2 separate regions of the Homo sapiens genome follow, and region 2 is linked to region 1. Evidence: chromatin loops called from intact Hi-C (ENCODE). Cell type or tissue: K562. All regions are shown on one strand. Each heading gives the region's core, and the rest is flanking DNA. Links, peaks and the distances in the headings are about the cores only. Region 1 overlaps ABCB11 (ATP binding cassette subfamily B member 11). Region 2 overlaps CERS6 (ceramide synthase 6).

Evidence for each region. Peaks named below come from ENCODE experiments on the same cell type or tissue, not always from the same donor. Only the 100,000 strongest peaks of a DNase experiment are listed, where the experiment ranks them.
Region 2: it touches region 1 in a loop (4-fold over the local background); 8 of 110 quality-filtered maps call a loop at or near these places.

The regions. Positions count from the first base shown.
Region 1 is chr2:168,908,337-168,923,459 of GRCh38, forward strand. It overlaps ABCB11 (ATP binding cassette subfamily B member 11), which reads right to left. Exons shown (of 28, transcript NM_003742.4): 28 at 12,445-15,123. It overlaps G6PC2 (glucose-6-phosphatase catalytic subunit 2), which reads left to right. Exons shown (of 5, transcript NM_021176.3): 5 at 1-1,664. Among named protein-coding and RNA genes, the nearest start is that of G6PC2, 15 kb to the left of the region's middle. RefSeq lists enhancers at 1-402, 4,177-4,712, 4,713-5,247. In K562, for the core only: a CTCF peak has its summit at 12,434 (motif pointing left); a DNase peak (open chromatin) is centred at 12,405.
Region 2 is chr2:168,710,113-168,715,112 of GRCh38, forward strand. It overlaps CERS6 (ceramide synthase 6), which reads left to right. Exons shown (of 10, transcript NM_203463.3): 7 at 4,889-5,000. Among named protein-coding and RNA genes, the nearest start is that of CERS6-AS1, 74 kb to the right of the region's middle. In K562, for the core only: a CTCF peak has its summit at 2,059; a DNase peak (open chromatin) is centred at 2,049.

The DNA.
Region 1 (15,123 bases), core at 9,825-14,824:
GACAACACAGAGCCTGCATCCCCAGCTGGAGACAACTGACCAGAGCTGCATACTAACAGTCCCCAGTAGGAGGCAAGGACTCCATTTTCTCACAGTCTTCAGCATCCCAGCAGGAGCCCCACTATGATTCCTTTATCTTCTTAAGGCCAGGCTGCATCTGATTCCTGTTGACATTTTAGTGGGGACCACAGCCATATCCAGTTTCAGTTTTCAGATGAGGAAATGGAAGCCTATTTAGGTAAAAGAACTTGCCTGGAGTCACGCCACCTTCAGAGCAGGAATTAGAACCCAAGGCTTCTGACACATATCCCCATTACACTGTGTGTTTGAGTGTGCACACATGCACATGCTTTTTGTTTGTATGTTTCCTTTTTAGAACCAGGGACTTGCTCTGTTGCCCAGGCTGGAGTGCAGTGGTGGATAGCGGCTCACTGCAGCCTCAAACTCCTGGCTCAAATGATCCTCCCTCCTCAGCCTCCCATTAGCTAAGACTACAGGTGTGCACCACCATGCCTGGCTAATTTTTGAATATTTTTTAGAGCCAGCTTCTTACTATATTTGCCCAGGCTGGTCTTGAACTCCTGGCCTCAAGGAGTTCCCTTGAGGATGTTCCACCCATGTCAGCCTCCCACAGTGCTGGGATTGCAGGCTTGAGCCATTGTATTAATAGTTGGCCTACACTGTCTTTTGTTTCTTCATTTACAAGAGGTAAAAATCAGTAAGAATGAATGCTTTCATTTAGATTCTATGATGACTGCCATATAAATCAGCTACCTTTTCAGAAATGACATTGAAATACTGCATCCTCTTTGACTTATACCCCACACATACATGCAGGGTCTAGGTGGGACCAACAGTGGCTCCAGATGTATATACACACGGGTCCAGGGACAACAGAACAGGCCAGGCTACAGTATGGACTTGAACCTCTGCTTCACTTCTGGTCTCTGTTTTACAGTAGTGCTCACCAATATTTCAATAAATTCTACTGAACTTACTCTAATAGAACATTATTCAACCCCCAAAGACTTATCTCTTCACTATGACATCTCCATACTTTATTTTTAGGAGACAGACTTTCAAAACCAGAGAAATCAGGTGCCTTCCTCAAGGTCATGCTCCAACCCAGGCCAACTATTAAATGCTTGCATCTGTTAGCTGGATTAGTCTCTATGTATACTGAACTGTGATGAAAATCTATAGCTTTGTTTTAGAAAATTATTGTTGATGGACTATTAATATTATATTAACAATTTCTCAGTAAGTGTGTTTTTTCCTCATTGAATCTAGGAATGCTGGGCTTTAAGTTGATAACTGTGTCATTTCAATCAAGTACAAGGATTTTGAGGCAGATTTTGCTAGATATCTTAGTAATCCCCCACAATGTTTTATGTAACTCTTCTCAGAATATCAATACATTAATTATTTTAGATGACATATTAAATAATCTATGAATATTAATGAAAACAATACAGTTGAAGTGAGTGTTGTTTAACATGATAGTAGCTGAGGATAACAAACCTCAAAAAATCAAAGTATTAATTACTCCTTTCCAAGTATATGTATAGAGCATGTGTCATTGCTTTTATAAAACGCACTTAATAGCTTTCTTTCTAAAAGGCAACTGAACTTTCTAAAAGGTAAATAAACTGAACTTGATATTAGTGGTTCGGTGATTCCAAAGCAAAAAGCTGAGGGATTAAGAAAGAATAGCTTAAGAATGAAATTTGTCTCATGTTGCTGGGACATTTGGGATGAAAGAAGTAGAGAAGAATGATTCTTCAGGTGATGACCGTTGCTCATTGGTTCAGTCCCACCCTATGTCCCACCATGCTGTACCTTTAGATGCCTTCACATTTCATGATACATTTGTGTCATTACATCTTCCACACATCAGAGATCTCATTCCTGTCTAAAAGCCCTTTGCCAAATTTCACATAAGATAATGTTAGTCTTGAAGGATTCTGGTACATCCCCTTCATCCTAGTACAATCTCAGCCTGCTTTCAGCAAGGCCTGAGGAAACCGGCATTAATAGCCAGGGAATTCTGCAGCAATGATTGACTCTACCATAAATCCGTTCTCCGTTTCCATGGAGAAAGCTATCTTCAGCCACCCCATGGTGCTGTCTGTTGGGCAACACATTACCCTCAGAGGGGACTGGGATGAAGTGTGGGCTTGTTTTCTATAATTAATCCCCAAGAACTCTGCCCCTATCTTCCATAAAAACCCCAGAGTCCCCATGGGAGTAGATTTCCCTCTTTATTCTAGTTGAAGTCTCCTGGAGGGATCCATATGGTGGTAAATTGTTTTTGCAATTGAAACGCCTTAGGCAGCAAGAGGAATCGTTTTTCACAGCCTTGGAGAAAATGCCTGCCCTTAATAATGATGGAAAAGACTCTTCTGTTTCCAATTTATTTGTCAGAAGTAAGTGGAATTGAGCTCATTAAATACTGTTACTATAACCATATATTCAAAATGTCTACCTATCTACATATTCAGGAGAAAAATGTCAATACCATGAGCTTTTAGGATGAGAAAATCTAGACAAGAAAATCTGACTCAAGAGAAAATCTGACTCAAGAAACTGTCCAATCAAACCTACATTTGGAAAAAAAATACAAAATAATTTATTATTGCTGAAACTAGCTATCAGGAAGAATATTAGTTCCTTTCCTTTGACAACCTATTGATTGGACATCTGCCTAAGAAGGTTAAGTTGGTGCCTTCTTTAGACATATTTCATTATAAAACAGATGGTGATTAAAAGAATTGTTATAAGATGTCCTTGAAACTAAAAGTCAAATGTTGAAATGCTTTACATTTTTTCAAAATTTTTAAATAAATTCAAGATCAAATTGGTACATACATACAAAAATCTTGGTTTAAGAAAAAGTCAAGTGACTTGGTTCTAAAAATGAGATTCTTTTCTTAAGTATTTTAAAACTGTATATTCCAGCACTCTTCAATTGAACTTTTACAGTGATGGAGATGTTCTCTATCTGTGCTGTCCAATATAGTAGCCACTGGCCACAGATGTTTATTGAGCTCTTGAAATGTAGCTGATGCAACTGAGGAAGTGCATTTTTTTTTTTTTTGAGACGGAGTCTCGCTCTGTTGCCCAGGCTGGAGTGCAGTGGCGCGATCTCGGTTCACTGCAAGCTCTGCCTCCTGGGTTCATGCCATTCTCCTGCCTCAGCCTCCGGAGTAGCTGGGACTATAGGCACCTGCCACCACACCTGGCTAATTTTTTTGTATTTTTAATAGAGACAGGGTTTCTCCGTGTTAGCCAGGATGGTCTCGATCTCCTGACCTCGTGACCCGCCCGCCTCAGCCTCCCAAAGTGCTGGGATTACAGGCGTGAGCCACCAAGCCCTGCCGGAAATGCATTTTTAACCTTCATTTACTTTTAATTTACATTTCAATAGCCATGTGTGTCTAGTGGCTACTGAATTGGACAGCACAAATCAAGTCTCACAGTGATTTTCCTTGAAAATAAAACCCAAGTATTTTGTATATTGTCACTTTTGCCATGTTCCTGTGAGACAACATGAATCAGCGTTAACGGCTCTAAGAAGTTAACAGATATTGCTGCATTTTCCAAAGGGACCCTCTGCAGACCTGGATTCTCTCTCTGCAGCTCCCTTCTCTCTCATTCTGTCCTGTGAGCAATAGCCGCCTTGGTGTCCCTGGACTCTCAGCTCTGTTGCCTGGAATCAGAGAGTCTGGGTTCACCCTCCCTGCACCATGTTCTGGAAACCCTCTAAGGTACACAATACTAGCGGGGAGCTTTACCCAGTCCATGACCACATTCTGGATGGCTGGTTGGCTTTCTGACGAAGCCTCCCTGCTTCTCTGGGTCTAGCACACATCAATGCCCAACACCTGTACTTCTGTGGCTATTCATAAAGTCTTCCAAAAAGGACCGCTCGTGTCCAGTTGCCCCTGAGGATTTTGCCCTCATTGATGGGCTGTCCTAGGCACTTTGGAAATGGCAAACAGCTTCTAGGATGAATTTCTAGATCTCAATATTGCCAGGAAACTAAAATGGGGGTCTAACTTTTCCCCTCCCCTTACTTCGAATGCTTTCAGATGGTGATTTCACTCTGAAGGTAATGTGGTGCCATTTGCCAATTGTTAAAAGTCTATTTTTTTAAAGTTAACAGTAGAAAAGATCTATAAGAAGCAACGACTCCAGAAATTTCTGCCAAATGACAGAAATTCACGAGAAGATTCTAAGACTTAGAAGTGCTTCATTTTCGGCTCTGTAAAGGACGAATGCAGTTTATGCCAAATTTGAGGCAGGTCTGGTGTGGAGTACTAATTACTGTCTGCTATCCTTTGAGGGAGAGCACAGTAATGACTCAGATGAAATCACTTCTCATTTCTTTTGGCAGCATAGAAGTAATTGCTCTAAAGGAGGGGAAAAGCTTCAACGATTAAGGTTATAAAAGTTAGCATAAAACCGATTGTCTTCTGTTCTGAATTTTTAAATTTCTTAGTTTTTCTTTTTTTCTAATGTTTTGCCATGTGATTTCTGAAGAGAATCTGTCCTCAGTTCAAAAACCATGATATTTCCCCAAAGAACAATATGTTCTGAAGGAGCTGCCAGGACAGGGGCAGGTAATGAGTGAAGGCAGCAGCTGCGGTCCCGCCGAACGGGACTCCTGGCGCAGCGCGGGGAGGAACGTAGGCGCTGGCAGCACAGCAGCCCGTTTCTGGCGCTGGCCAAGTGGAAACTGAAGCGGCCTCCCTGGGAGGATCTGGGTGCGCTGCAGGGGGAGCAGGCCATCTGTGTGCCTGGAAAAGAAACCCAGCACTACCGAAGACAAAGAAGAGCTTCTTTACTCTCGCACTCACCTACCCCTGTACGTCAACTGAGCCGATCACACTCTAATTCCTGTTCAAAGAGTTGGCTTTTTCCAGGATTCAGGCTTTGTCTGATGAACAGCATGGACCGGATTGTCATCTGTGCTCATACATCCTGCTGCTAATAGAAGATGGGCACTATCTTCCACCCGCCCCGCCCCGCCCCGCCCCCTTGCCTCCAGGCTCAGTAATTCTGCATCAAAAACATTTCTACATAATCATTCCTTTCTTTTTTTTTTTAAGCAATTGTTCAAATAAAAAAATGGTAGAGCTCTTGCTATATTTCTAGATGAAAACTGCATTGACTTAACAAAATAAAAATAAATGTTCCTGTCTGAGTTTTGGAGATGTGTGTGTGTGTGTGTGTGTGTGCGTGTGTGTGTGTATCTTATTCTCTTAGCTTTGGAATGCTGATGCCCTGCTCACCCTGGCCAAGCAAGAGGTTGCGCCACAGGTCCACATGTGGATCCCAGAGGAAGTCAGAATGCAGGTAGGCAGGTGCCAGGAAATTCAAAGGCAGATCGATGTACAAAGGCCTTCGTGGAGTTTAGCAACCAGCATCCTGGACTGGAGTCATCAGAACTACATTCTAGCCTGGCCCTGCATCTAACCACTAAAACTCCAGAAGGCCATTTAGTGTTGGTGGCCTCAGTTTACCCAGTTCTCAACTGAGGAGTTTAGTATGGGGTTAAAATGGAAGGTTCATTCACGGTGTGATATTCTTCAACTCTGAGGGTCTCATTCAGTCCAACATATTGTGCTTTGTCTCTCCAACCAGCTCCTCTATTTTGTTTGCTCTTTGTGAAGCACTATCTTCACAGAAGGCTTTCAGATGTATTGTTAATTTTTTTGTGAAGTGGAGCAAGAAGGTGATAAGACCCTGGCTAATGTGTTTTGATACTGTTTTAATTTTAGTTACATGCAATGAACAAGGCTATAACTTCTACAAAGCACTCTGTTTTGAAATGTGCTACTTTATTAAACAATTTTGGACCAGTCTTTAAAACATTCGATTCTAATTAGAATCTGAATTTTATAGCAATAAAAAAGTACATGGAGAGATAATTTAACTGATGTTATGGGGCAAAATTATTAACGTGAGAATAGCCATAGACTTCCTGCTATGCTATCTTGCAACAGAAATCCTATAATTAAATTCCAACTCCAGTTCCCCTTTCTCAACATCCTAAAGAAGAAATTCTTGCTGGAAGAGATACTAAGCAGATCACATAATAATAGGCTGAATGAGAAGAAAGGAAGGAGAGGGAAACTTGGCTTTGTGGGAGGTAAGGTTGGAGAGCTTACATGACGGAGCTGAATGAGGAAAGTGACTAGAGTTTTGACACAGCATTTTAGTAAGTTTATTGTGGAGTAATTACGGATTTCTCAAAGACATAAAGATAAAATTTACTTTTTAATTTTTTATGGCTGTTGAAATGTGCTTCCTGAATGAAACACAACTCTGACACCAAGTTACATGATGCCAGGCTTTTTGAGGATGAACAAAATTAGAAATCCAGATCCAAAAAGCTTCTAAAATCTCCACGGACTTAACTAGGGCCCTTTCTGTCCATGCTTGTCTTTTAACTCACCCACCCACCAGACCAGAATGTATTAAATGCCTTCAGCTGCTGGAGATGCAAGGGTGAGTTCAATATAGGCTCTTCCCTGGGGGGAGGCCTCCATTGATTCTGGGCTCACTTGCAACAGATCTGGGTGGACTCCAGGGATACCTCTGGCCTGTGGACTTGAAGAATTGGTTTGTGACTATTTCCAGCTATAAATTAACTGGGAACTTTACTCCCCATTTCTTCTAACCCATCCTTTTTCAAATTCATCCTTTCTTGAACCACTTTTTCTTCCCACCTCTGGCATATCCTGTCAAAGGGATCTAGATTGTTCCCAGTCTAACATCAATTTTATCACGTGAAAGGATGAGAAAGCATATTCAAAAAACACTAAGTGCCTAAAGTAAAAGCTTCCTTCATTTAAAGCAGGGCATGTGCAATGTTCCAGGAAAGAAAGAGCTGCCAGGACACCCATCCAGTGATATCGTCTTTCCATGGCAGTGATACTAGGTAAAAAAGACCGATTCCTCCTTTCACTGAATATTTTTGGAATATCTCTAGATATAATGATCATATTTGAAGATCATTTAAGAATGCATTAATACTTCAATATTGTGTTATTTTCTTTATACTTACATTTCAGGATTTTTATTAATAAAGATCTATTGAGTAAGATTGTATTAATTTTTAGTTAACAGCAACAACAACAACAACAAACACAATTACAAAAAAACTACTTCAGTGGCTTAAACAAGTGAGAGGTGTCTTTTTCTTCTGTAACAAGATGGGTGAAGGCAGGCAACCCAGGCTGAAGTAGCTGCACAAAGGATGTTCAGGAATCAGGCTGAATATCTTCCTGCTCTGCCATCTGTGGTGTGTGGCTTTTGTCCAAGTGATCACAGCATGGCTGCTGTGCATTCAGGAAAGAAGAAAGGGGGAAGAGACTCAGGTTTTCTTTTACCCAGGCTTTATTCAGAAAGGGACAGCCTGCATAGGGCCTTGTGCCTATATTTCATTGACAAGACAATGTCACCTGGCCTTCATCTAGCTGCAAGGGAGTCTAGGAAGGTAAATATTTTGCTTTCCAGCCTCTGTAATAGAGGAAAGCAAAAGAAAAGCGTGTCGGATTGGGTGTCAAGAGAGACAACACCTGCCATAGTGACTTATCACCTACATAACAATGAATGCAACACTCAGCTGCATCTCTCCCTGCAGCCTGCCAAACTATTTTGCAGTAACATGCTAAAACCATGAAGGCAAAATGCTTTATGAACATTATCAGGAAGTATATTTCAATGATTAAATTTTCACCTTCCAAGAAATGTTATTGAAACTCTGCTCATTTCTTACTTTGATTCTATACTTGAGATATGAAAAAGAAACCAAATACCACAAAGGTTTTATCTTTTTTGGTAATCTTGTATAATAATCATAGGCACTTGTTCTCTGTCACCCTTAGCGAACATTTCCATTTCTATCTCCAGCTCTTCTGCTATCTCCAGCTCTCCTGTTCTCACATTTATTTTGTATTTGAGAGCAGGAGCTGTACCTGAATTACAGGAAGGAGGAAATTGCCAATTCACCAGCTGGCTCTGTATTTTTTCTTTTTACATAACACATTCTGTCCTAACTCCAATTTATTGGGTTGAGTAGTTGCATTCGGATAGCCACATGCCAATCACGAGTACCCTGATTACTCATTATGAGCCTCAGGATACCATACAACTCGCTAATGAGCACATTATAATGCTGGCCAGTGCTAATTAGATGATAATCATGTGCATTGCTTTATTTACAGTCTGCTATTTAAATTAATTGGGCATTTAATTGAACCCAGTGTGAAAGAAATTGGAAATGGGTTTAGAGGTTCACTGAGTTACTTTCACCTGCCGTCTCACATGCAGGTGAGATCATTTACTTGATCTGTAAATTTAGAGCAAATCCAAGTGGACACAGTGCTCATTTTATGATGGTACACATGTATATGTAAATTTCTCTCCAAGTGTGTTTGAAAACAACCAAATTCTTAATTTTGTATTTCCTCTAACATCCTTTTGTGCCTTGATTATGGAGAGATTTTGCATGCATAAGAAATATTTAATAAATCAAACCCTTAGTTGGAAATATGAGGTGGGATCCTAAACCAACATGATGAAACTGTTCTGATATTTTCTTACGATAAGAAACTGATATTTAATTATTGAATAAATATATGGCAAACTATACCTAATTATGATCCTATGTATTTTACACTTTCAGAATATAGTATTAAAATATTCCAGGACCTACATTTTAAAATGAGTGTATAATTGCCAAAAATTATAGGCACGGGGGCAGCACCAAATTCAAAGAATCTTTTCATTGAAATAATTTCCTAAGGGCACATGTAGAGTACATTTAGAGTAACTATATAAAAAAGAGTTTTTGGACAAAAAAACTAGAGGCCAATTTTTCTACCTTTTTTTTTCTCAAACAGTAGCATTTCTAATATATGGGCATCTCTTTCATGCAATTTTGAAATGGACCAAAATTAACTGAGAGCCTGTTTTCAAAATAAGTTGGAAGATGTGCTGCTTCAACTTTTCCTAAGAATTGTTCACAGAAAAAAATCATAAATGGTTCTTACAGATCAACTGGAAGAAAACTTGTTTTGGGAAGAGGTCCTCAGGAAGCTTAGCTAATATGACCATTTTTAATATCATACTGTATTTTGTTACACTAAACAATCTTAGTTATTTCACTTTTGTCAACTCACACTGGTGAATCAAATAAAATGTATGATGTAAAGCATTTTAACCACTTCTGATACAGGCCAGTGTAGCTCTATGACTTCTGACATCAAAATGATTTGTTTGATTCCCCAAAGGTCTTTCTTGCATCCAAACTGACATCCTGCAAAACTGAAGTTTTGCAAAGTTTCTGAGTACAGTGTAAGGACACATTCCAATGGAGAAGCTGGGCTCATGTTTTTATAAGACTAGAATTGTAGAGACAACTGAGATTCAGACTAGAGAATTCATGAACCTGATATTCTAATTCTGTGTTGTCCAACATAGTAGCCACTAGTGGCTCTTGAGAACAGACGTTGACATAAGGCTGATTTGAGCTAACATGTGCTGTAAATGTAAATGCACCTCAGATTCTGAATATTTAGTAGATAATGTAAAAATCTCAGGATATTTTTGATTACATGTTGTGATGGCAATATTTTGGATATGTTGGGTTGAATAAAATATACAATTAGCATAAATTTCACCTGTTTTTTTTCCACTTTTTTATGTGACTAGAAAATTTAAAATTACCTATGTGGCTCACATTAGTGGCCCATATTATATTTCTGTTGAAAGGCACTGCTCTGACCCACGGAAAGAATGGGCGTTTTCCACTTTTATTCCTTACGTGGGGGCTGACAAGTTATAAACTACCTGTGTGACTTTGAGAAGACTATTCAACAAGATGTATTGAGGTAGAACTTTATGCCAAGTACCGAGTAAAGCACTGGGGACATTAAGATGAACTAGGCAGTCTCTGCCCTCAAAGACCATCAATAGACATTTTAGTATATGCAGGGAGTTCTGGTCACACAGAGGACAAATGGCTGGAAATAAAAGTTACCAAAATTTGGCAGAAATTCTTCCAGATATCTTTTTATGCATACAAGTATGTACAAGCACACACCAAACACAGATACACACATAACAGATGCATGCATGTATGAGTGTGTGTGCATAGATGATTAGACAGATAGATAGCATCATACCATCTTTGATGATCAGAAATGGTTTTTTTCTGCACAATATAACATGGGCATTGCTCCACAAAAAACAATAAATGTAAGTCAACATCATTATTTTGGCTTCATGAAAAACATCATTGCATATATGTACCGAAACTTATTTGACCTTTACCCCATCGTCTTATTTATAGATTTGAGATTTTTTCCAAATGATTGTGAACAATGCAGGAAGAGAAAAGTGTGCTCACTTTTTGTGATTAGAAGTTTAAAATATATTCTGATAAATGGGATCTCTGGTGAATCTATTTCTGGACTCCCTTCTGTTCTGGTGATGTATCTTTCAAATCTATAATAGTTTCAGTATCTATTGTTTTAATTTTTGTAACTGTACTGCATTTCTATCCCCTTTTCATCTTAAACTTTATTTTTTTCAATGAAAGATATATATGTACATAAATCTTTTAGCAGTTTCTTTCAGTATTCACCTTCATCTTTTACAATAAGATGTTTTTATTGTAAAACATCTTATTTGTTTAAATGTTTAACTGTTTAGTTTCCATTATGAAATATGAGGACCACAAGGATCCAGTTCTTTTTTTACCCATGTCCTATCCCATCCCAACCTACCCCACATATTTTCTTGTTCCTTTCATAATCTATCTATAATTCTGCTTTAGATCAGTATTAAGCTTTTACATTGATGTGACTTTGTAAATAACATTCTCAGATGAGTCATAAGGTAAAATAAAAATATATTTTCTTTTTGTGTAACTTTTCTTTCCACCTAGAGCTAATAGCTAAAAATCTCCAATCTCACTCTCTTTGTCTTCTATTACGCATTGCTAACTTACCCTCAAACTCTAGCAGGGGGTTCTGTCTTCTCTCAGCATTCAAACCCACCAGGCATTCTAGCAGCACCATGTTTTTCTGGGGGACATTCCTCTCAGAACCCATTTCCCTGCCTCAATCTAGCTGACTACTTCCTCTGGGTACAGCACACCTGTAATCCTGGGATCTCCTTCCTAATCATCCTGGAGATTCCCAGCACCTCATTCTTGAGTTAGGTCATCTGTTCTTACATCCCATATCTTCCTATTTTTTTTATCTGTGACCTTATTTTTTAAAAAAAAAGCCCCCTTTTGTGGCTTTCTGAGAAAAGATGGGGAGTAGAGGTGTTGAGACCTGCATGACTGAGAATGTCTTTAGACCTCTCTCATTCTTGAGAATAGCTTTGCTACATATAGAATGATTCCCCTTAGAATTTTGAAGGCAAATCTTTATGAATTTTAGTTTCATTGTCAAGAGGTCCTATGTCATTATAGTTCTTTTGTGTGTGTGTGTGTTTTGTTTTGTTTTTTGGTTTTTTGGTTTTGTTTTTTTTTGAGACAAGGTCTTGCTCTGTTGCCCAGGCTGGAGGGCAGTGGCGCGATGTTGGGTCACTGCAGCCTCAACCACCTGAACTCAAGCAATCACCCCACTTCAGCTTCCCGAGTGGCTCATGCCACCATGCCTGGCTAATTTTTGCTTTTCTTTTTTTGTTAGAAATGGGGTTTCGCCAGGTTGCCCAGGCTGGTCTTGTACTCCTGGGCTCAAGCAATCCTCTTGCCTCGGCCTCCTAAAGTGCTGGGATTACAGGCATGAGCCACTGTGCCCAGTCACATGATTATAATTCTTTATCGATTATATGTCACACATTCCTCCTTCTCTCCTGGAAAATATTCTCCTTTTCCCTCATTTTCTAAAATTTCATACTGTGCCCAAATAGGATTTTTATTTATTATATTCAGTATTGGGTGAACTCTTTCAGCTTGGAAATTCATATTCTTCAATTGTAGGAAATGATCTTAGACTATTTTTTAAAATAGTCTAAATTTATTTTTTTAAATAAACTCTCTTGAACTAGACTATTGACTAATTATTGCACCACCTGAATTGTTACCCTCAATTTTTTCTTTTCTTATTTTTTCCTACTTTTCATCTCTATCTTTTTGTTTTACTTTCAGAGAAATTTCCCCAACTTTATCTTCCAATCCTTCTATTTTTTTTTTTTCCTGTTAACTTTTATTAACTGGGGTTATAAGGAGAGTCTGGTCACAACACACATTATGAAAACATTAGGAAATTACAGAAGGACTTGCAATAAGTTTAAACAGAACAAATTAAGCCAACCCCTTGGTCATCTGAGAAACAATAAGGTAAAATTGCAGAGACCAAATCTTTGTCAGCGATAAAGGATACAGAATAAAAACGTAGACATCATCGCCCCCTGGTGTTGTAAAATAAACATGCAATGTTATTTATTTATTCATTTTTGAAGTTGTAATCTTCTCCTTTGTCACTGAGCCTCAATTATTTCCCCAATTTCAAGCCCTCTTTAGACAATCTTTTCCCTGTCATCAATAACTTTCAAGTATCTTATTTGAAAATATAATTTGTACTAATTCCTCTTTCAGACTCCATAAATTCCTTTCCAGGAAACTGGCCACCTCCCAGCACAAGAGCCTATGCTCTTGCTCTTTGAAATGCAAACCAAAACAAGAGCTTTAGTCTTTCATCAAAATTAGAGGATTAGCATGCATTTATTGCAAACCTTAATTTCCTCTAAAAGGCATCTTTACTCTGCAACTTACTCGTCATTGCCATTTTTCATAACCAGAATGCATTCCTTCACCGTCTGCCTCCTGACTTGGCAACCATCAAGAATTCTGGCCTGACCAGTTAACTTGCTAAACCATCTTTGCTGTTATATACCAGGAAACACTGGAAAAGAGACATAAATAATATACCTCCATATCCTAGTGTCCTGGCTTAATTTATAGGCAGAATTTCGTTTGTTGGCTAAGGGAAGAAAAACCATCTACGTAGAGTGAGCTTGGGAGGAAGCTGGAGTAGGGAGAAAACATGATGGCAGGATAGGTTGGTGGGAACCGTGGGTGCAGTCCTGCTCCCAAGGTTTTCATTTCTGTGACAAGAGCTCTTTTTTGTATGTTCACTTTTATTGATTCCTGTTTTTATTTAAATAGATGGAAATATGTTCTCTTGACCCATTGAACACATTTATTACCATTTTTTGAGTGTTTTTCTAATCACTGCATTGGCTCTGTTACTTCTAATTTCCTTTCTCCAGCTGCCCTATTGTTGCTTTTGCTTTATATGTTAAAATACTTCCTCAGTGTCTGGTGGTCCTTGGAAGTCAATTCCCATGCAAGGAGGAGACACCAAAAAGCCTGGGGAAGCTCTGATCGAGTGGGTGCTTGTTGGTTGACAGGTGGGCTTCATAGAAGGGTAATACGGCTGGAAAATTTTCTTAGGATTCCAAGGACGGAGTCCTTGACCTCTTTTCTTTTTCTTTTTCTTTTTTTTTTTTTTTCGCTCTGTCGCCCAGGCTGGAGTGCAGTGGCGCGATCTCGGCTCACTGCAAGCTCCACCTCCCGGGTTCACGCCATTCTCCTGCCTCAGCCTCCTGAGTAGCTGGGACTACAGGCGCCCGCCACCACGCCCGGCTAATTTTTTTGTATTTTTAGTAGAGACGGGGTTTCACCATGTTAGCCAGGATGGTCTCAATCTCTCGACCTCATGATCCGCCCGCCTTGGCCTCCCAAAGTGCTGGGATTACAGGAGTGAGCCACAGCGCCTGGCCCGACCTCTTTTCTAAGATTGGCCAATTTCCCCAGAAAATCATTCTTCAATCTCCTGCCAGAAGAGAGGGGCTGGGAGTTCTTCTGTTCATACACAGCTTTACATTCAATCCCCCTGTCTCTTGTATGTTAGCTGCCCCTTCAACTTCATCTTGTGTCTCTAAGTGCAAACCTCCCTGTGAGCCTCCTCAGAGAGGGAGTATGCAGTTTCTCGCTGGAACTGGGGAAAGGCAGCCATCCTGCTGCAGGCGGGGCTCTGCAATTCTGTTTCCATACAGGCTTTTGGTCCATTCTTCTGTCTTCAGTCCCTCTGTCCCCTTGTCTCCTCCTTCCAGAAGGATCCAGTGTTTTTACATCTTGAAACTTTCTAGGGGTCTGTGGTACAAAACAGGATGTTTCTAGGCTCCCCCAACTAACAGGTTACATTTTTGTTTTCTCTCATCTTGTAACTCTATTATCAATTGTCCATTTGCTTTCTGGCTCCCAAGATTTTGCAGGTGGCATCACTGTGTTTTCTTCATTCTTGTAGATTCCTGCCGCCTTTAGTTCTATGTCATTCTGTGGTGTTTTGAGGGAGCAGGGGCAAATGAGTGCTTTTCTGCCATATTTACTTGCTTTTTTGTATAAAACCTTATGAAACTACAGCAAAGTAAAATGCGCTATTTTCATTTCATGAATATAATTTCACAGAAACTAAAAACAACAATCAGTATGCAGGGAGGTGCTGAGGAGTAAAAGGCCTGGGAGAGAGTCCCTGCTCCAGCCACACTGGTAGGTCCTCACAGTAATGGTAGCATCACCACCCCTACACTCACTCTGAAGTTAAAGCATAAATCAACAGCCCTAACTGGAAAGCTCATGCTAATACTTTCCCTTTCTGCCTCCCTCAGCCTGAGAGCATCCACCCTTTCCCTATCCTTAGCCTTAGAGATGAAGGAAGCTGGTTTCACTTGAAAGACAAATTTAGTTAAGAAACACAGCTGGTCTTCAGTCCTTCTGTTCTTTTCAAATCTGACCTTGGTCTAGCTCAAGAAACGTTTGTTGATTGCCTGTTATAGACCCGCCTCTGTGTACACCGAGGGTTCAAAAATGAAAGACAGTTCTCTGCCCTTGAGGAGTTCAAAGTGTCACTTACTCCCTGATGTCTCACTAATTCCCACATATTAATCAGGACTGGCTCCTGCACAGAGAAGCACTGAGTGGTGGCTGAGCTGCCACTTGACATTGGGTTTTCCCTCATATGGACCCTAGTTTCTTTCATTTTCTGTATACACATCTAAAGCAGAATTATTATGGAAGGCCATTAGAAATTA
Region 2 (5,000 bases), core at 1-5,000, 210 kb before region 1:
TGCAAAAAACATCTTTACAAAGCAAATTTTGTCTAAAAAACAAGGCTCTTGTTTTTAAAGGAGCCGTGCTGTATTGGCAAGGCCATTGGGTTGTTTACTGATGTTATATCAGATACATCTCAGGAAACTTAATTATAAAATGGTACTAATCCTCCATAAGTGTTTTAATCAATTTATATTTATTCATTTTAAAATTAAATAGAGAAAAACCCTTGTTCTCTTTCAGTGAGCCAAGAGCAATCATTCAGAGCTGAACAATAGAAAATGTGGAAAATATTGTTCTTTTTAGGTATTCAGCTGGTTAAACTTTGAAATCTGTGTATTAAGCATAGCAAATATAAACTCAGTGAATTTCTGAATTAAGCAGTGTGTGTTTTCATTTGATTATGGTTAGGAAACAGTTTAAAATATTAGTTGAAAGGTAAGCTCTACGTTAATGGATCCATTGTTTTGAAGTAGTTATTATCTGGTAGAACACTATACTCCACATGATGGAATCTAATAACAGCTTGGAGAGAACAGATTTTATCTTTCAGTGGAAAATGTTATCAGTGCAATTTTTATTGTATGTCTAAGGCATTTTGGTATTGTCTAACTTTAATGACTTAAGAAAACCTTAGGTACTAACTGCAAAGACATCAGAATTTCAGAAGTAGGTAAAACTGGTAAGTTGCACCTGTACATAATCACTTATTAAACTCAGAGTATGGTCATCATTTCTCTTCTGCCAGTGAGCTGAGAACTAGATGTAAATGTGAGTCTAGAGGAAGGAATATAGTGGTAGGTTCTTAGGCCACTGCATTCTCAATGCTCAGTTCTGCCATGGGCAGTTAGAATTAACTGTTGGAAGACGCATGTTTCCCCTGACAGTGGAATCTACCATCAATGTGTCATGCTGTTTGGAGACTAGGTTAATTGAAAATAAGAGAAATCGTTGCACTTCATTTCTTAAATTATCTGACCTCATTTAGGAAACTAATATACTGTTTATCCTAGCAGTAAATCAATATGTATGGTTGTCCATAAATGTTAGGCACTTTCCAGGGTAGAAAATAACCTCTGGACATGTTCACTAAGCTGTAGACAGAATCACTTAAGCAATTAAAGTTGTTGAAGTTGACTTTTGAAACCCCAACCTGTAGTGACATCACCAGCTACTCAGCTGCTAAATAAAGAGGGTGCATGTGTGGGCTCTCCCACACTCGCTCCCCGCCACATATACACAAATATGAAATTAGTAAAGACTTAAAGTATTACTTAATCACTGTGGCTATGAAGCCTAGAATTATAGAACTGACAGGATAAAAATAACCTGATCCAGTCTCTTAATTGTATAGATAGCCAGACTCAGTGGCTCAAGCCTGTAATCCTAGCACTTTGGGAAGCTGAGGCAGGTGCATCACTTGAGGTCAGGTGTTCGAGACCAGTCTGGCCAACATGGTGAAACCCCGTCTCAACCGAAAATACAAAAATTAGCTGGGCGTGGTGGCTCACACCTGTAATCCCAGCTACTTGGGTGGCTGAGGCACAAGAATGGCTTGAACCCAGGAGACGGAGGTTGCAGTGAGCTGAGATCCCACCATTGTACTCCAGCCTGAGTGACAGAGCGAGACTGTCTCAAAAAAAAAAAAAAAAAAGTATAGTTAGGAAATTACCCCTACCAAAAATGACAAAATTAATAAGAGTTGGATTACAAATTGGCTGTTATGAAATAGATGTTCCATAATTGTTCAAGACACCTATATTTTTCAGTAGTCTGGTCCTGTCGATAAGACCCTGGTTTTAACATTCTTGCACTTATGTTTAAAATAGAAATTGCCTTAACCACAGACAAACCAAACAAAAAAATAATAACTGAATTGGAGAATAGAAATTAGAGACAGAGGCCTCTCTGAGTTGTGGAAAGGTGGATAGGTAAGTGAGGGTCCAGGATAGGTAAGTGGGGGTCCAGAAGAAAGTGGCTGTCACCCAGTGAATCAGGAACCAGGGCAGGAGCCATGAGAGCTAAAGGGTTACAGAGGAAAAGTACAAGGCAGTTCAGAAAAAGAGACACCACTAGGGGCCTCCTCCTTCCCCTTGGGTAGAAGATTAAGTCGAATTCACAAGGAACTGAGAAGTCTACCTAATCTGGTTTCTGTTGCCTTTGTAAACCAGATGTTCAGCTTGGCTGAACATCCACCAACCTTAGCACTGTCACCCACACTGATTCTCAGAACAAACAGGAATAGTCCCAAGGGAATGTTGTAGGATGGAGTTTATGAAGACATCTGTAAGAATAAAAACCTAGCCCTGTTTCATTTTCATGACTACAAGTAGTATTAGAGAGTACTTATAAGTGCTTTGTACCTTTTCCAGTATGATAGATAAAATTAAGTCCTTACAACCCCAGAAATAATTTTATTCTTGACCCTTAACCTCCCAATTTATATCTGAATACAAATGCTACGTAGAACAGTTACATATCAGGGATTAAATAGTAGCGTGATTACTTTTTATTCAACAAAGTTAAAATATCTTTTTAAATAGTGGTAATAGATAAGAAGAAGCTACTAATTTTTACAATCTGTAATGTTGCTGCTCTGGCTTCTACACGTCTCTGCTTCTTACTTGACTCCAGCCACACTCACCTCCTCACTATTCCTTGAACACATCAGGATAGAAAGAGTGTGACGGGTAATGCCTTTGCCTTGGTTGTTTTCTCTGGCTTGAATATTTTCTCCCCATCTCTCTGTAAGACTAGCTTCCTCATCATCTTTAAGTCACCTTCTTAGAGAAGCCTGCCCTGGTCTAGCCCCTCTGTGTACTATTATAGTCTATCTCCCCCAGCAACCAGGACTCCTCACCCTTCTCATGATTGCTTCTTTTTCCCCCATAGCACATTTTTACCTTCTACTATAAGAGATCATTTACTTATATTTTTTGTCTGTTCTCCCCTACTAGATTATACAGGTTCCACAAGGGCAAAAGTAGTTGTCTAGTTTGCTTACTTATTCATCCTCAAAGCCTAGAACTGTCTAGAGCATAGTAAATGCTCAATCACTATTTTTAATGAATAAATGACCATATGAATATTGACTTTTCAAGATAAAAATTTAGGTTTACTCCCCTAGATTTAACCTACATGTTGTGCTTTTTCATAATCACGATGTGCTCATACGTCAGTTTTCGGATATGCTTTTCATTTTCTTGCTGTCTCCCCTAGAGAGAGAGAGATTCAAATAAATCTACCCTAGATGAAGAGTCTATGGGGAATAGACCTCTTCCTCCAGAGGCTTCAAATAGAGCAACATTAGGGTCAGTCTTGGCATTTAAGTCTCAAAGAAATTCAGACTTACTCTGAGAGAGATATATAGATTAGATAAAAGTATGAGTAAAAGAGACACTATATTTCTAAGCAACAGAAATTCCATATCACAACAAACCATGTCCAGATGGTCAGGAGATAATATCAGAAAAAAACAATCTTCACTGAGGCCAAGATGAGGTTCCCTTGAAGCCGACCAAAATAAGGATGGTCAATTTACTGTTATTTCTGCAAAATATATTTTTTTCTAATGTCTATGGACAGATAATGATTAAAATTCAGGGCTTCAATCCCCACCAGTATGCAGTATACCTAAGTAACAAGCATGCATATGTACCCCCCTGAATCTAACATAAAACAATTTTTAAAAATTCAGAGCTTGTTTGTGTAGGTCCTATCAGAAGAGCCAACATGGTAGGATTCTTATTTGAGTATCCCAACAGGCGTATTCTGGGAGAAGGATGCTAACACCGAGATGCACATTCCAAGAAATCTGAGATAACAGAAAACAATCACCCCCGTCTTAATCCATTTGGGCTGCTGTGGCAAAATACTGTAGATTTGGAGTCCTGTAAACAACAGAAATTGATTTCTTATAGTTCCAGAGGCTGGGAAGTCCAAGATCAAGGCTCTGGCAGATTTGGTATCTGATGAGGGCCCATTTCCTGATTCATAGATGGTGCTTCTAGCTGTGTCTTCGTATGGTGGAAGGGGCAAAGCAGTTCTCTGGGGTCCCTTTTACAAGGGCACTAACCCTATTCATGAGGGTTCTGGCCTCATGCCCTAATTACCTCCCAAATACCCCACCTCCTAATATTATCGCCTTGAGCATTAAGATTTTAACATGAATTTGGTGGGCACACAAATATTTAGACCATAGCACCACCTTAAACCTTGCTATGTGGCTTATCAACCCTTCTGTAGGCAGTGGACTGCCCAGGCTGGGAGCCATACGATGCCCTTTTCCTCTGACCTTAACCTACTGTCCCTTCATAGATGCCACACTCTGGTCAAAGACACAGCCAATACCTGCCGAAGCCCCAATCATTAGTAGTCAGAGAAGTGGTCCAGTTAAACCTGTACAGTTGCCCCAAAGATCTTCCTAAAGTTCAAATGCAAGTAGTGCCCTTCTTTTCTTGAAATTATGTAGTGATTTCTCCCTTAGCTTCAAATTATTTGGCTTGGTACAAAGCACTCTTTGTGATATGGTCTTTGTCCTGGCATTGATCGCATTCTTGGTAGTCACTGATGTCCTCCTATCTCCTGTGACCCTAAAGAAGTGCTTTGCCCTTTTTGCCATATGATGACACAGCTAGAAGTCACCATCTATGAACAAGGAAGTGGGCCCTCTCCAGATACCAAATCTGCCAGAGCCTTGATCTTGGGCTTCCACTGATCTCCTATGTGTCTCTCCCAACACGTGATGGACTCCTGGAGGATAAGAATTATACGTTATTCATACCTTATTCATCCTCAGTGCTAGGTTTGTGGAGGTTCTCAGTAAATACTGGTTCAGTGGCTGAATGGCTAAATGGAAATGTGATGTTGCTAAACTCTAATATGGATGTTTCTTCTTTCCTCAAGGACTTTGGCATTATGTTCCTGCACCACCTTGTATCTATTTTCTTGATTACCTTTTCATATGTCAACAATATGGCCCGAGTAGGAACGCTGGTCCTTTGTCTTCATGATTCAG